3 separate regions of the Homo sapiens genome follow, and regions 1 and 2 are each linked to region 3. A link is a loop called in an ENCODE intact Hi-C map of the cell type or tissue named here. Cell type or tissue: endothelial cell of umbilical vein. All regions are shown on one strand.

Region 1 (4,000 bases), 61 kb after region 3:
GGAGCAAGCAGGCGCGGTGCAGCGAGGCGAAGCCCAGGCGCGGGGCCCGGAACGCGGTGGTGCAGCTCCCCGGTCCCCGGGTCTCTGACCGCGGTGCTCTCTCCCGCCCCGGGCTGCGCAGCTGCTGACAGCTCCTGGGTGATGGCGAACGGCTTGTGCTGTCACATTTCCTTCCTGTAGGGAGGGGGTGGGGAGCTGGAGCCTGGAAGGGCCGGGACGGGGAGGGAGACTACCCAGGTGGAAGGCGGTGCAGAAGGTTGCTGGAGAGAAGACGCCCCGGGCAATTTCTAGTGACGTCGTCTAGGCCGTATCTACCTTCTGGGGTCAGGAGTCTTGCTACACCCTAACCCCGCCTCCTCCAGAGTCCTCCCAGGGTTTTTCCAGGGACCTGGTCAGCTTGAGGTCTTGGCAGCACTTGAAAAGCAGCGGTGGTTTTTGATTTAGTTGTTTAATTTTTATTTTTAAATATTACAGTGGAAAGAACGTGGACTTTGGAGTCCCATAGCCCTGGACTCCAATTCGGTGGGTCGAATACCTAGCTTTGTGACCCTTTGTGACACTCAACTGAGCTTCGTTTCACGACAGCTTTTTTCCCATGGGGCTGCTGTAAGGCTTAGATGCAATAATGGAGGTGAGGTTGCCCAGTCGGTAGCCTAAGACCCAGCGCTAGTGTCGGGGGAATGTGCACTTGACCTCAACCAGTGAAGGCGAAGGATAAGCTTCCAGGCCCTAAACCCGAGGCCAAGCCGGCCCCGGTCTCCTTGGCGCTCGCTGGCGTCCAGGGTCGGCAGCAGGGCTGGGGACAGTGGGAGTGGGTACTCGGCGGTTCCCAACCACGCCGCATGTCGGAATCCACGCGGACGTCTGAAGAAACATCCGCTGGGGGCCTCAGCAGAGTCCAATTCATCGCGAGCCTCTGGGGTAGGGCTCAGGCCTGAGGGTTTTGTAAAAGCTCCCGAAGGGGGCTCCGAGGTGCAATCAGGATTGAGAACTGGTGATTGAAGAACCACCGCGGTCTCCGGAAAGAAATAAACAAAGAGGCCTTCCTGGGGCGGAAGGGAAGAGGGCTGGCGGGTCCCCACCCGTGTGCAGGTGACCCCTTCACACCCGCATTCCCACGCCCAGGGACACGGTTACACGCACGCTTGGACACACGGGCACCCACACTCACCCGAACACACACACCCACGCCCATTCACGCTGTCCCGGACACACCCACACCCACTGCATTCTCCGGGCGAGTCCTGCGGCCGGAACCCAGACAGAGCGCGCCCGCTGGGGGCCGGGCCCCGCTGCTCCGAGGGTCTCAGGCCAGGAGGCCCGAGCGCGCCACAGCCGCTGACAGCGCGGCTCCTCCGAGCCCGGGGCGCTCGGCAGAGCCCCCGCCGGGCCGCGCCGCGCTCGCTCCGGCTCTTTGTTATGCTAATTCCCCTTCCCAGCTGGTGCCAGCTGCCTGCACAATGAGCGCCCGGAGCCCTTGCCAGCCCTCGCCAGCCAGGGAGTGGGGGCGGGGCGGGGGGGGGCCACCTCACACTGCGGCTGCCCTCCTCACCACCCCCTCGCCGTCCCAGCACAGCGCAGTCTGGCCGGGTGCTGAGCAGCCCAATAAGCAGCCTTTCCCCCGTCCTCCCCTCCCCCATGCTTGCAGGGCCGCGCCCCCCGGGGCCTGCAGGGCATCCTCTGATTCATTCCAGTCGCTAGGGCTGCCCGCCCTCCAGGTGCCAGGGCTTGATGATGAAAAGTAAAAGGCTCCTCCGCGGCTCGAGAGCCGTGAGGATGAAAGAGAAGCAGCCGCCTCCCAGACCACACAGCTAATCCTCCCATAAACCTCGAGCAAATAAGGGGAGAGGAAGAACAGGCCGGCTACAGATGTGGAGTGCAGCCTCCGGGGATCCCCAAATTAAAACTCGTGCAGGGGAAGCCCTTGGACCACAACCAAATGACACTAATTGGGTTATGGGACCATAATCTTGGCTGGTATTTAAAAAAAAAAAAAAAACAGTTATAGTCACAGCTGCAAGAACTGTCTTCATAAAAAGAAGGGGGAAAGTCCGCTATTTTATTACGCATAAGAATGAGAGAGAAGAGGGTTCACGGATCTCCTGCCTGCATGGTGCAGACAGGCTGGTTGCTTGAAGGCGAGGACAGTCTTGTGCCAGGGGGAGCCGCGTTGTGCCTGGCTGGCTCCGGGTGTGTGGAGCTAATCGGCTAAAGGAGGCGGGGGCAGGAGCACTCCAGGGGGAGGGGCAGAGGAACTGCAGTGAGAATGGGGAAGCATGGCCTATCCGGAGGAATGTATATTACAGAAGACAATAGATTAGCCGCCATATGCAGAAAACAATCATTTGGGACAGGAAAACTCAGAGATGTGTTCTTAAAGAAAGATCCAGAAGCAGTTTCTCAGTTTCACTGGGAGGGAAAAAAGGCATTCTGGGGAAGGGAAGGAAAGGAAAGGGTGACATGCAGAAAACTCAAGTGAACATCTTCAGAAAGATCCCTGATTGTTAGAATCAGGAATTGTTAGAATCAGAAGAGAAGGTTAGAAGGGAACAATCTTTTAGAGGCCCTTTGAATCCAGCCTCATCATTTGACAGATGGAAAATCAAGATCCAGAGAAGTGAAGGAGCTTGTTCATGGTTAGACAGCTAGTGAGTGGCAAACCTGGGCAAGACTCTGTTTCCTAACTCCTAATCTAGTTCTCACCACTAAGTTGGTTATAATCTTGTGGTTAAGAAACAGCAGTCATTTGACCAGAAATCAATACAATAGATTGACTCTAAGCAAATAAATGAAGAGTTATGATTTGTTCTTTTTCTTCTTCTTTCTTTCTTTTTGCTTTCTTCTTCTTTTATTTATTTATTTATTTTTTGGACAGATTCTTGCTCTTTGCTCTGTCACCCAGGCTATAGTGCAGTGGCGCAATCTCAGCTCACTGCAACCTCTGCTTCTGGGGTTCAAGCGATTCTCATGCCTCAGCCTCCAGAGTGGTGGGGACTGCAGGCTCACTGCAACCCCCACCTCCCGGTTTCAAGCGATCCTCCTGCCTCGGCCTCCCAAAGTGCTGGGATTAAGGTGTGCACCATCGTGCCTGGCCTAAACAGGACATTTTTAAAAGATTGAGGTAAGCTTTGTTGGATCTATAATAAGAACAAGTGTTAGAAATCAATTAATTCGTACAAATTCCATCCCAGGATTCTTCCTAGTATGTATTTCTTTATTCATCACTTAAAACACCCAGATAAATGGCCCCAGAATTTCTTTAAGAGTTCTTTCTGTGCAGGGACCAATACCATCTCTAGATAGAGATGTCCCTTGTGCATTAAGTCATCTTGCCTAAAACCAGCTAGGTCAAGATTGGGCTGGTTGAGAATTCTAATTGATCATCTTAACTGGTTAAAATTCTACTGATTGGGAAATAAAAATATCTACTCCAGCTGCTGGTTTTCCAAACTCTGAGAGGACAAAGGTTTAGAGATGGCCAGCCTAGACCTCCCTGGGCAGGCTGAGGTGTCCTGGCTTCCCACTGCCTCTCTCAGCTGGCTCAAATGGCAACTAATGTTGCCAATCATGAGATCCTAGCCCAGTCAGATAGGAGGGGAGCCTCTTGCAGAGAAGTCCTGGGACCCCCATGGTACAACACTGCATTTGCTCTCATTATACTCTGTTGCCCATTTCTCATTCTCAAGCCATATGGTTCAGTTTTGTTCTCATTTCAGGACCTACCCATCAGCAAGCCTGCTACAAATGAACCTCACCTTAGGGAAAAATATATACTCTTCAAAAATAGAGAGACAGAATGTAATTTTGTAAATGGAATTCTATTTTGAAATTATCAGTGGGTTTCTGAGTTTACTGGCAAAACAGAAGGGATAAGAATTTGAAATAGGGATAACCAACCTCTAGTTGACCTTATACATGGAAACTGTATCCCAGTTATTTTATAATAGGCTGTGTCCTTGGTTGTGGTTATCCAGACAATTCTGCTTTGGCCTCCAAAATT
Region 2 (4,000 bases), 320 kb after region 3:
AGTGTATAATTTTGTTGACTTTATCAAAGATCAGTTTGCTGTAAGTGTGGGGCTTTATTTCTGGGTTCTCTATTCTATTCTACTAATCTGCGACTATTTTTATACCATGCTATTTTGGTTACTAACACCTTGCAGTATAATTTGAAGTCAGGTAAAGTGATACCTCCAACTTTGTAATAATACCAATCTGACAAAGCTTTTTCTAACGAGGAAATGACAAGAATGTGAAAGAAACAATGATTACTCTGTATTTACTAATTTTTTAAATTTTTTATGGGTATATATATAAGTGTATATATTTATGGAGTACATTAGTTATTTTGATACAGGCATACAATGTGTAATAATCACATCAGGGTAAATGGCATACTGCTAAATTTTTGATAAATAACAAGTATTATCATATGATAAGAAAAAGCAACACACTTTATTTCATTAAAACAAGAAATATACATACATATATATACGTATATATATACATATATATACGTATATATATATATGTGAAATATTCCTTCATCCTTAAAAATGGAATTTAGGACAACTGCCAAAATGACATCTGAGGAACACTAGATCAACAGATATTAAGATGTGAGATTTTTAAAAAGGAAGGTGGGGGCGTTCCATGATGAAACGTATTCAGGAAATATTGGGCTAAATAAAGTTGAGAAGTTTTTCAGTGCAGGACTTCTAGAGCCATTGATATGCTAATTTTCTAAACTTAGCCATCTCCATCACAGACTGAGTGGCTCTAGAGAAGCCCTAACAATCTGGAACAGCATTTAAAAATCACCAATCTAATACAATATTCTAACATTTTTTATATATTTTGTAAAATGTACAAAAACAGATGAAAGGTGGAGGGAAAATGAATTCTGTTTACAATAAAGCTGAGGTTCTATAAGGCATAATTTATAACTACATATTGGGTCCAGTTTGAAGGAACCAGAAGTAAAAGATAGCAAACAGGAGGTCTGTAATTTTTACTTGTTTATTAAAATTGATTTATATGCTAATTTTATATTGAATATACTTTAAATTGTGCTAACTGCAAGTACATGGCTTTAAACGTGATGAAAAGTCAGACCAATATATAGCTGAATTTTAAAAAGTATAAATTGAAATGAAAATATAAATATATCTTAGAGTTTAAATAAAAACGACGCCTTGGACATCTAAAGCAACAATAATTTCACAGTAAAATTTCATATATACACACTAGGCAAAGCACTGAAGTATTTACTAAATATATTTTCATATTAGCCATTAGATGGCACCATATATCTACTAGTTAACATAACTATACTATAATTCCCCTGACATGCTCAAAAAGTAATATAAAATATATTTAACTTCTACGTAAATATAATACACATTATCTTTTATCACTGTTAACTTTAAGCTTTAAAGGAAGAAAGATGATATAAGCAACTACATTTATATCACCATTTCTGGAATGTTAAAACTTAATAAGTAATCTCATTCAGAAATCAAATGAAATGTTCTAAGACAATGATTCAAAGGCTGAAGAGCAGACAGCTAGAGAATGCCTTTCCTTAAGGTAAATGTAAGATAAAACTAATTCTCTACCTTAATAAATTTTGTTTTTACTTTTTATTCATAAACCTACATTGTCCAATTTCCAATTCTTCTAAATAATCAAATTTCTGTCTCCTCTTAAATTTCACCATATCTTGTTCTCTAATCCAGGACTCTCAGTTCCTGTGTAATTTCCCAGTCTCTCCTGAAATCGCTGCTGCAGATTTTTATATAGTCTATTTAAATACCAAAAATGACCCCATTCTAATAATCACATTTTCTACTTCCAGTTAAGATAAAATAACATGGACAGATTTCTCCCACCACCTGAAAACACTAAAACAAGACAGAGCGTATGAAACAATGGCACTCAAGACACTGAAGATGGGCAATAAAGGAGTGATCATTCAGAGGAAGAAAAAAAATGAGATCATCTGTATGACTATGATTTTCCAAGCTTACTACCTGGAGAAAGGGGACAGTGCGGTCACTGTACAGTCAGGTGAGTGTTGAGGAGATAAACCTGGGAGTATGAAGAAGCCAAGTGTGCTCAAGTTCATGTGGCTGAGTCCCGGAATAAAAAGCTGTGTAGACAGAGAACTCCAGACACCTGCACTGAGTCACTCCTAAGATACAGTTCAGTACTTCTTAGCACATACATGTAAGGAAACAATCAGAGGCTGGGAAAAAAACTGCCTAAGAGGATTAGAGGGAAGACATGCCAAATCTTACACAGAGCATGAAATGGGGACTATTCTGAAGATCCAGAATTTTAAAATCTCAAACCTTATGAGCCACTGATTAGACTGACATATGAAGGATTTTGCTTCAGAAAATTAATCTTACACTAAATGCAGGTTTTGCCCCTCCTAACAAAGGTGAAAAGCAAGACTGAAAGGAAAGTCTCAGGTAATTTAACCTATCTCAGAATAAAGCTCAAGAACTAATCACGATTAGATCTAACACTCAACAAGGGAAACTTCACAATGTTTGGCATCCAATAAAGAAATTATCAGGTATGCAAAGAAGCAAAATGAAAAAAACCTAGCAGAAAAATTAATCAATCGAAACTGACTCAGAAAATTGATAAAATTAGGAGACAGGGACACTAACAATTATGATGATATATTCCATGGGTTTGAAGAACCAGAGGAATGATCGAATGTGGTAAGAGGAGATACGGAACTTTTCTTAAAAGCCTAAATCAAACTTCCAAAGGTAAAAACTAAAATGTCTTAGATAAAAATACACTGAAAGAGACTGACAGCACATCAGATATTACAAAAGAAAATGTTAATGAACCTGAAGACATATCAACAGAAAGCATAAACACAACAGAAAGACTAAAAAAATGCAAATAATCAGTAAATTGTGGAACAACTTCAAGTAGATAAATACATGTGTAATTGAAGTCCCCACAAAAGAGATGAGAAAAGAAGAAATCAAGAAAACATTTGAAGAAGTGATGGTCAAAATTGTTCCAAATTTAATGAAAACTATCACCAAAAGCAGCTCAGTAAATTCAATGTACAAGAAAAAAACGAAGAAAACTACACAAAGGAACATTATATTCAAATGGATTAAAGTTGTAAAGATAAAAACAGAAGTAGTCAGAAAAATTACACATTATCTACAAAAGAAAAGAGGTAAGGCTGACAAGAGATTCATCAGAAATAATAAAAGATAGAACAAGTGGCACACTATCTTTAAAGTATTGAAAGAATAAAAGCCGCTAATCTAGAAGTCCTTGCCAGTTAAATGATCTTTGAAAAGCAAAAGGTGAAATTTTGTAAAACAACACAACACAACTTTGAGTCACACAAAAGGATATAGTTTGGATATTTGTCTCCACCCAAATCTCATATTGAAATGTAATTACCAGTGTTGGAGGTGAGACCTAGTGGGAGGTGTTTGGATCATGGGGGAAGATCCTTTACAGCTTGGTGCTGTCCTTACAGTAGTGAGTACTCACAAGATCTGATTGTTTAAGTGTGTAGCACCTCACCCACATTCTCTCTTGCTCCTGTTTTCACCATGTGAAGTGCTTGCTCCCACTTCATGTCCCACTATTAGTAAAAGCTTCCTGAGGCCTCTACAGAAGCTGAACAGATGCCAGCGCCATGCTTGCACAGCCTACAAAACTTTAAGCCAATTAAACCTCTTTATAAATTATCCAGTCTCAGGTATTTCTTTATAGCAACACAAGAATTGCCTAATATAGAAAACTGGTACCAAGGAGTGGGGCTCTGCTATAAAGATATCTGAAAATGTGAAAGCAACTTTGGAAGTGGGTAACAGGCAGAGGTTAGAATAGTCTGGAGGGCTCAGAAGAAGACAGGAAGATGAGGGAAAGTTTGGAACTGCTTAGAGATGAGTTAAATGGTTGTGACCAAAATGATGATGTTGATATGGACAATCAAGTCCAGGCTGCTGAGTTCTCAGATGGAAATGACAAACACAC
Region 3 (4,000 bases):
CTGCAGTCTGGACTATAAGGATGTAGGCAAAGGGAGGTGACAGTGGAAACTTGGCCATCAGAAACTAGTGCTGGCTCAGGACAATGAGACCAAGTTGCAAGAGTTACCAATCAGTGGAAACTGTTGTAGACAGAATGTCATGATGGGCCAGACGCTGCTTTTCTCCCCACACCAACATGATGCATGAACCCTGCCCCACAGACACATGCCCCCTGCAGCTGCAGAGACTGAAAAAATGTCGGGGAATAAGGGGAGGGAACTTCTGATTCGCTATTCAAAGACTATGTTTCAATTCTGTTTTAAAACAGAATGGGGCTGGGTGTGGTGGCTCACACCTTTAACCCCAGCACTTTGGGAGGCTGAGGTGAGTGGATTGCTAGAGTCCAGGACTTCAAGACCAGCCTGGGCAACATGCCGAAACCCTGTCTCTACTAAAAATACAAAAATTTAGCCAGGTTTTGTGGTGTGCGCCTGTAGTCTCAGCTACTCGGGAGGCTTAGGAGGGATAATTGTTTGAGCCCAGGAGGCAGAGGTTACAGTGAGCTGAGATCAAGCCACTGTACTCTAGCATGGGTGACAGAGCAAGAGCCTGTCTCAAAAAAAAAAAAAAATCAGAATGGGTCTGATGGTACATTTCAAAAACAAGTTAGATGAAAATAAAAATTTAAAATCAAAATAAAAACAGAATGGGCACCAGGTGCGGTGGCTCACACCTGCAGTCCCCAGCACTTGGGAGGCTGAGGTGGGAGGATTGCTTGAGCCGAGGAGTTTGAGAGCAGTCTGGGAAACAAAGGGAGACTCCTGTCTCTACAAAAAAAATTTAAAAATTATCCAAGTGTGGTGGCATACATCTGTAATCCCAACTACTCGGGAGGCTGAGGCAGGAGGATCCTTTGTGCCCAGGAGGCTACAGTGAGCTATGATCGTGCCACTGCACTCCCGCCTGGGTGACAGAGCAAGATTCCATCTCTGTAAAACAAAAGATAAAAAACAGAAAGGGCTGGATTTATCTTGAATTAGAAAGACCACAGACATTGGAGGTTGAGTTAATGATTTGAGGTCAGTTCTAGGAAAATTAAGTTACATCTTCGAACACCAGGAGCTGTGACTGTATAAAATATCAAAACTGACATGTTATTATTAATGAAGCCTTTGGATTTGGCAACTAGAAAGTCGTGAGCAACCTCCAAAAGTGCAATTTCCGTCATGGTTAGGACAGAAGCCAGATGGGAATGGGGTCAGAACAGAGTGGTCAGAATAAACTGCTCTTTGGAGACACCCGTGAGGAGTGTGGGTGTGGGTGAGTATGGATCGCAGGCTTGAGGGAAAGTTCCGTTTATTTTAAATGGAGAAACCTAATAATTTATAGGCAGACGTTGTAGGCAGATGAGAAAGGCTTACACAGAACTGTCCGTGGGTAAAGGAAGGAGCCAGTGGACATCGGATACATTACTACTCGGATGAAAACTGGTCAAATCCTCAAAGGCAAGGTGCTCGCGGGATGGTAGCAGTCACGGTGGTACTGCAGGGTGGTGTATGGAATGAGAAGAAAGGTGTGTGTCTGATCGTGCTGGTCTTTGACTTCCATCTCTTTCTTGGGCTCAGCACCCCGGGACCTGTGAAGGTTGAAGACCCCGTGGAAAGGTTCCAGAGTCCTTAGGAGCTCCTAGGAGCCTCGTTCAATGTTATGGCTCTTCATTTAAACCCCATTGCCCAGTGGCTGTTGAGTTCTGCCTGCCCCTGTTCTCTGATCACTGCTTGGCTGACCCTTTTCTGTTCTGATCACAACAGTTTATCGTTCTCAAGGGACAATTCTGTAAAGGAACTCGAATGGAGGGTTCAAAACTGAGGCAAGGCATGTTTATGAAACAAGTCTCTCAAAGCCTGACGTTTCCCACGGAACAAGGGCTGTCTGTCCCACCCTGGCACTCATTCCTATCCCCCCGCCCCCGCCCTCCGTGTCAAAGGCTTCTCGGAGAAGGAGACCATGACATCACTTCCTTCGGGTGGTGCAGGGTCGTCTGGCCTCACGCCCACTGCCTTTGGCCGCTGACCCCCGAGGAAGTGAGGCAGCGGCCGGAGCCGGGCACGCCCTGAGCTCGCTCTCCTGTTTTCCCTCTGGCTCACCTCTGGGGGCGGTCCCAGATGCCTTGAGAAGTGGGTTGTCTTCAAAGTATCTCAGTGCCTCCCAGTGCCCTCTGATATTTCCTTTAGAAGTCATGGGGAACTGCAGGGGTGAAGAGACACCACTAGGTGGCTGCACAAGACCTTGTTTGTTTCCATAGGTGCCAGGCTGGCGGCAAAGAGAGATGAGACCCCCCGCCCCCCGCCACTGTGTGTGTGTGTGTGTGTGTGTGTGTGTGTGTGTGTGTGTTCGTGCGCGCGCACGTGGCGGGGGGGGGGGGGGGGGGGGAGGTGCCCAGTGGGGAGAATGGGGAGGCAGAGACAGAAGTTTAAGAAAACCCAATGTTAAAAAAGCCTAAATTTACAAAGCAGGTAAGTTGAAGGGCTATCCTTAATGCCCACAGTGGAAGGAGTGCAGAGCTCCTCCTTATAGGAGAATTCTCTTGATATTTTTAGTCCTTTTTAGTTCATCAGTTATTTAGCAGAGAAACTGAAGTGTTAGCCTACTAACGTTTCTGGCTACTGAAAATGAATCAGAAATGAGAAGGTTGCATGAGATCTGAATTCTTCTAAGAATCAGATTTCTTTGCATCTGATTTGCATTCATTTTCATTCATAATCAGAAATTTGACGAGTTCCTACTACCTGCCACACCCTGGGCTAGGTGCTGAGGAGAGAGCTGTGAACAACACTCTGTACCCTCATGGAACCTAAGTAGAAAAATGCATATACACTGTACATAGAAAAAAAAGGGTACAGTTTCTCCAGCTCTGTCATTCTACGATTCCATGACTATACCCTTCCTTTGCACAGCCCTCACATGAAGCATGGGATAGTAAGACTCAGTTAATCCACCAAAATTAGATGCCACACAGATTTTCTGGAGTAGAGTTGCAGTGTGATTTCCAGCATGTGGTCATTTTACCATCAAAAGTTCCATAAGAAGTGATGCCATGGAATTTCCAAGTCTCTCTTCTTTATCTGTTTATTACCTACTTAGGTCATCTGCCAGTGCCAGGACAATCATCTGAGACAGGGGCCGCTCCTGCGGCAGAAAAAGCGGTGGGCAGGCTGAAGACCACAGGCTGAAATACGCAATTGGAAAATAAGAAAGAAAAGTGATCACAAGTCCTGGACACCAAGAAGATTGTGGAAAAACTCATAATATAAAGGTGTGGCATTTCTAAGCACTGCCAAATTTATTTCTCCAGCCAAGTCAAACATGACACAATGGAAGCCAGCTCCCAGATGCCCCACATGAGAAAGCATAGATTATAGATTCAGTGTGGAAATCACATTTGGGTTTGGGAGGTGGCTGGCTTGATCTGCAAGAGGGTGGGGTATGACTTGCACCCATGTGTGCACATAAGCACATGTGAGAACTAGGAGAATGGGTGTTCATGTGGAATCATGGAACACCAGAGCTGGAACATACTTTCAAACTAATTTAATCCATCCTCTCATTTTATAAATGCAGAAACCAGGCCTGCAAAGGAGAAGGTCTTGCCCAGTATCCCAGAGTCACCATTGACAGAACTAAGACTATATAACTCAATATCTTGATCCCCAGTTCATAATTCCAGTCATTTTATCTCTTCTTAAAGGATCATAGACATGTTTGTTGCCTTTTTCACTTGGATTTACTTGACTTACCTTTACATGTTATGGTGGTTGAATGGTGCCACCATCCCTTTCCCAAAAAAGATACAGAATCTGTGAATATGTCCTTACTTTTAAATTTATTTTTAAATGTTATTTATTTACTTATTTGTTTGAGACAGGGTCTCACTCTATCACCCAGGCTGGAGTGCAGTGGCACAATCATGGCTCACTGCAGCCTCAACCTCCTAGGCTCAGGTGATTCTCCCACCACAGC

What was found. A loop is a pair of places that touch in the nucleus more often than their neighbours do. Peaks named below come from ENCODE experiments on the same cell type or tissue, not always from the same donor. Only the 100,000 strongest peaks of a DNase experiment are listed, where the experiment ranks them.
Region 1: a loop joins it to region 3, with 5 times the contacts of the local background. A loop is called at or near these places in 15 of 110 quality-filtered maps.
Region 2: it touches region 3 in a loop (12-fold over the local background); 4 of 110 quality-filtered maps call a loop at or near these places.

What each region holds. Positions count from the first base shown.
Region 1 is chr1:210,249,029-210,253,028 of GRCh38, reverse strand. No RefSeq gene overlaps it. Among named protein-coding and RNA genes, the nearest start is that of SERTAD4-AS1, 17 kb to the right of the region's middle. RefSeq lists enhancers at 1-550, 1,106-1,661. In endothelial cell of umbilical vein, no CTCF peak of the experiment used is centred here; DNase peaks (open chromatin) are centred at 1,628 and 2,098; H3K4me3 peaks cover 1,173 bases; H3K27ac peaks cover 1,166 bases.
Region 2 is chr1:209,987,028-209,991,027 of GRCh38, reverse strand. All of the region lies in intron 2 of SYT14 (synaptotagmin 14), which reads right to left. Among named protein-coding and RNA genes, the nearest start is that of SYT14, 51 kb to the right of the region's middle. In endothelial cell of umbilical vein, no CTCF peak of the experiment used is centred here; no DNase peak of the experiment used is centred here; H3K27me3 peaks cover 339 bases.
Region 3 is chr1:210,309,534-210,313,533 of GRCh38, reverse strand. It overlaps LOC124904502 (a long non-coding RNA gene), which reads right to left and starts at 2,313. Exons shown (of 2, transcript XR_007066865.1): 1 at 2,128-2,313; 2 at 1,320-1,616. RefSeq lists a silencer at 2,165-2,224 and an enhancer at 1,254-2,453. In endothelial cell of umbilical vein, a CTCF peak has its summit at 2,207 (motif pointing right); a DNase peak (open chromatin) is centred at 2,203; H3K4me3 peaks cover 403 bases.